2 separate regions of the Homo sapiens genome follow, and region 1 is linked to region 2. A link is an interaction called in ENCODE POLR2A ChIA-PET data of the cell type or tissue named here. Cell type or tissue: GM12878. All regions are shown on one strand.

Region 1 (2,500 bases), 76 kb before region 2:
CTTTTATTTGTTTCCAACTTCATAATCCAGATTTATTGAAAATGCAATGTTTTGTTGCTCTGAAATTCACTATAAATGGGTTAAGGAGGGCCGGGCGCCGTGGCCCACGCCTGTAATCCCAGCACTTTGGGAGGCCAAGGAGGGCAGGTCATCTGAGGTCAGGAGTTCGAGACCAGCCTGAACAACAGGGAGAAACCCCGTCTCTACTAAAAATACAAAATTAGCCGGGCGTGGTGGCACATGCCTGTAATCCCAGCTACTTGGGAGGCTGAGGCAGGAATCGCTTGAACCTGGGAGGCGGAGGTTTCAGTGAGCCGAGATCACACCACTGCACTCCAGCCTGGGCAACAAGAGCGAAACTCCATCTCAAAAAAAGAAAAAAAAAAAATAGAATGGGTTAAGGAAACTGGAGGAGACCAGGTCTACAAGGGGTATCCTTAGCTGCTTGGAAGACAGAAAGGAAAGACAACAGAGAGGTAAATAAAAGCAATGCTTCAAGCAACTTGAGATGCCAGAACACCTAGAAAGACCCAAGGCGGATGAAAAGCCCCAAGGGATATGCAAGCCTGGGGGGCCATCTGGGTGGTTTGCATCCTAGCCCGCTGACCTTGGAGGGGCTTTCCTGTCTTTCCCTGATTTCTTTCACTGCTGAAGAGGCTGCCCTCAAAGCCTGGAGCACTTGGCAGGGTTCCAGGGATCTGTACCAATGCCATGCCTCCTGATGACAGAGCAGAGGCTGGTGATGCTAGCTCACAGCCATGTGGCCTTGGCCTTGTCCTGCCTCTCTCTGACAGATGCTAGCATCAGTGGATGCTTTTGAGTTTCACATAGAAGACTGCTGAACTCTCAATTCTTGGGGTCAGGAGGTCTGAATCTAAGTCTCAGCTCTGCTTAGCTTTGCTGCTCTGAGTAGCTTTGGACTTTCAGCAAGTCACACATCAGCTTTCAGAATCCCAATTTCCCAATTTATTAAATGACTGTTAGACTCATTTAATAGGTGGGCTCTGGGTCCTTCCCCCGCTGGCCGGTATGCATTTTGAAGTCACCTCACCAGGCCTCCTTCAAGGCAGCACCACCTTTCAGGGTCAGTACCTAAGGCACAGTCCCTAACTACCAGCACCTCTCAGACTCTGATCTGATTTTGAAAAATTGTAGTTTTGGAAGCCTGATGTCCACAACCATGACCGAGGTTGCTCAAATGACTCTGATGAGTTTCCAGCACACCCTACACCCTGGCTGCACCCACAGCGACCCCGTCAGCCCAGCCTTCCTCAGCTTCCATCTGTGCGCCTGCTCCTCTTCCCCTGCACTATCTGAGAATTAAAGACGCATTCTTAATGAATCTTTCACTTTCAGTGTGTTCTTCCTGAATGAGTCGTAACTTCCATTTTTTTCTAGCTTCGCTCTCTGATCTCAAGGGCCACATCTAACAGAATTCACGTGTTCGATACAAAAAAAAAAAAAAGAACAGGAGGTTTCCACCTCTTTTTATTAATCAGAATGATTTCAGTTTAAATTAAATGTCCCACACAGAATTCCTTTAGAAGACTAGAACTGTTCATTAGAAAGTGAAAGTAGCTGATAATCCTTTTTTAAATATGAGGGGGGAAAAAAACTGGCAAGTCATTTAAACATCTTTCCTCTGGTAACTTACAAAAAATAAGCAAAATACTTTAATTTTGTCACTTTTCTTTTTCCCTCCTTTTGCCCACAATAAAGATGTCATAGAAGCTTTTCCATTCGTGCCGGACTCCTTAGGTTGGAGAAATAATTGGCTTTTCCTGGAGAGAAGGGTAGTGACAGACTGTGTCTGAGGTATTCTCTTGCAAATCCCTGAGGGTACTGAATAACAAAGTCTGTCTAGCTTCCAGTCTGCAACTCTTCTCGCTTTCCTTTGAACAAGGGCAGTAAGTTGCTCTTTTTCTGCCCAGCTCTGGCACTGAAAAAATCCAGTAGGTGGCCAAAGAGCCTTTAGAAGACTAAAGGCAGCTTCAGAGAGCCATTGGACCAGATTTTAAAAAGAAAAGTGTGCTTGTATCTTTGTATTGCAAACAATGCTGGAGGAGCTGAATGGTGCTTCAGACCTTGGGCTTAAAGACAGGTGACTTATTTAGGCCCCTTACAAATGGGCATGTTTGACTACAGCTAAATTAAGTTCTCAAAATAATCCCTGAAACTGGAGCTTAGACTGTTGAAGCAAGTACTCAGGGCAGACGTCTCAGGCGTACTCATTTTCACCTTTCATTTATGACATGGTGTCATCCTTCACAGCTCCACAGAAAAGCTCCTCCAGTGTTCTCTGTGAAACAGGAAAGAACTCTCTATGCACCAGATAAGCCAAACCCCTGGAGTTCCATGGGCTGAGAACTTTGCCCTTCATAAATTACTTCTGTGAAAAGTTCTAAGCTGAGGAGATGGCAATAAAGAAATTGCTCTGCGTTGTTTTATGGTTCCAGCATTCGGTTTCCTGTGGCGTCCCGTGGTCTTTGGTTTGAGTCAT
Region 2 (2,500 bases):
AAGAGAAAGAGGTACAACTGTTCATAGAGTTCAGTTTGACAATTAACATGTATATTAGTATGGTTGCCTGTGTTTGTGTTATGTTTCACTGTGTTTCATCTTCCTGTGCCTGGGATCCCCCATGCCCTCCTTTCCTATCTTTCTCAAAACCAGCTGTTTTTCCCCATCTGCTGCATTTTGGTTATAGATATTTATTTGTAGGTTTGCTTTAAAACAAAACTCCTCTAAATCCTACTTGATAACCATCCATGCTCTTTACTCTCTCCTGTCCTGGGAGCTCTCTTCCTAACTCCTGCCCTTCATTCTCGACGCCTGCCTGGCCTCCTTTTGGTTCCTTCTCTACAGCATTGCTTCCACCCACCAGCTGTAGTGCCCCTGTCCCTTAAGAGTATGGCAGTGCCTCCTAACTGGGTTATATACCTCTGATTGTCCATTTTTAAATCTGCTACCAAGAGCTTTTTAAGCTGTGGATACGATTATTTCATCGTGGGCTTTAAAAATTGTGAGGAGGGGCCCTTCAGTGGGTTTCCAGAGCAACAGGATAAAGTTCATGGCTCTTAGATGGAACCTTGAGCCCAGCATCATTCTGCCAGCCGCATCTTTGCCATTTCCCCCACTGCACTCTCCCTCCTTTCTCAAAACACACTGGTGCACTCTGATAGCTCCCAGGGGTTTTGTTTTCATGGACAAGACACACAAAACTTTTGCAGTTAGACACAAGGTTGCCGTTTTTTTATTTTGCTAAGTAAGGGCATTAAAAAATGATCTCTACCATCTACTGTCTTTATCTCATTTTAAAAGATGGCAGTTTACCCTAAAAAAAAAAAAGAATGAATTCAGCATTGTGAGAAACTCAGCAAATCATCTGCTTTTTCTGCACACTGTGTTAACAGCTTTCTGCGTGTGGCTGGGAGGCGAATCTCTTCTTCAAGCTCAGGTTTGCTTTTGCTGTGCTGCCCTCGCCTTGCACTCAGTGGTGCTTACCTCTGGTGAGCCACTGCAGCTCTGGAAGTGTTTGGCTCATACTCCAGGTTCCCTGGAGTTGAAATTTCCCTCTCTGTGTTTCCTCTGACATAGGAAGCCAGGGCTCTCTGTCTTACAGCTCTTGGTGGTTCTGGCACCTGGAATGTTAGTAGCCTTAGATGTCTGAGGATGATCGTCATAATCTCCCAGGTTTTCGCACAGATCCCAAACCTTACCCTATGTGTAGGGTATACAAACAGTATAGAATATTTTAAGCCACTAATTTTAACAACATGCTGAGAATACCCATTTTTCTCTGCCTACGGATTGGATACACTCTGAAAGCAGCAAGGATGGGCCTACAACTCCAGCTGCAGGAAACTGAGTAGACTGCTCCCCTTTATTTTATTTTATTTTATTTTTATTTTTTTATTTTTTCATTTTTTGAGAGAGGGTCTCACTCTGTTGCCTAGGCTAGAGTGCAGTGTCACGGTCAGTGCTCACTGTAGCCTCAACCTCCCTGGGCTCAGGCGATCCTCCCACCTCAGCTTCCTGAGTAGCTGGGACTACAGGTACCCACCACCACACTTGCATATCTATCTTCCAAACTCTCATCCATTAAAAGTGAATCTTGACTAGTAGGGTAAGAGAAAGCCATCACCATAATTAGCAGTGTCTTTTGGAGGAAGCCTTGAAAGGACTATTCTTCCCTTGATGAGAGCAGAGCGTTAAAGTTTAACTACAAGGAATAAAGAGACAGTGAGTTTTTTCTCACATATTTACCGTGGCCAGGTAGCCATTTGTATAATCTGTTGAGCCTTTTTTTTACCCCTTAGGAAAATTCTGTTTGCAGATTGGGAGCACTCCAGGAAGTCACTGGCCTCTGAAATACTTCGTGGAAATGTGTTAGTTCCCATTCTAAATTGGTTTGGTGACTGAGGCTGTTCTTTGACTTCAGCGTTTTATTTTATTTTATTTATTTATTTATTGAGAAAGAGTCTTGCTCTGTTGCCCAGGCTGGAGTGCAATGGTGCTATCTTGGCTCACTGCAAGCTCTACCTCCTGGGTTCACACCATTCTCCTGCCTCAGCCTCCTGAGTAGCTGGGACTACAGGCACCCGCCACCACGCCCGGCTAATTTTTTTTTGTATTTTTAGTAGAGATGGGGTTTCACCGTGTTAGCCAGGATGGTCTCGATCTCCTGACCTCATGATCTGCCCGCCTCGGCCTCCCAAAGTGCTGGGATTACAGGCGTGAGCCACCGCGCCTGGCACTTCAGCGTTTTAGTTGTGGGGCTGGCAGAGCATGAAATTGAGTTTGTGTGAGCACGTGTGTGCCTGGGTATAGTGGACTGCATTTTCTTTGCAGAAGTATAATGAAGCATCTTCAAGGACTTTGAAAAAGTTTCCTCGGACATATCCAGTGAGCATGATAGATGCCATTGTTTCGCAAGTTTTCTATTTTCTTTGTCTGTACAGGTTGTTCCTGACTTCGTGGCTGGGAGGAAATTGAGGATGCTGAAGAGTACTTGCCGTTT

The links. ChIA-PET counts read pairs that join two places held together with the same protein. Peaks named below come from ENCODE experiments on the same cell type or tissue, not always from the same donor. Only the 100,000 strongest peaks of a DNase experiment are listed, where the experiment ranks them.
Region 1: POLR2A ChIA-PET joins it to region 2 with 6 read pairs; 6 of 35 experiments call an interaction of 5 or more read pairs at or near these places.

The regions. Positions count from the first base shown.
Region 1 is chr6:7,085,358-7,087,857 of GRCh38, forward strand. No RefSeq gene overlaps it. Among named protein-coding and RNA genes, the nearest start is that of RREB1, 21 kb to the right of the region's middle. RefSeq lists an enhancer at 706-795. In GM12878, a CTCF peak has its summit at 1,255; DNase peaks (open chromatin) are centred at 1,284 and 2,214; H3K4me3 peaks cover 1,379 bases; H3K27ac peaks cover 1,330 bases.
Region 2 is chr6:7,161,458-7,163,957 of GRCh38, forward strand. All of the region lies in intron 1 of RREB1 (ras responsive element binding protein 1), which reads left to right. Among named protein-coding and RNA genes, the nearest start is that of RREB1, 55 kb to the left of the region's middle. RefSeq lists an enhancer at 2,260-2,500. In GM12878, no CTCF peak of the experiment used is centred here; no DNase peak of the experiment used is centred here.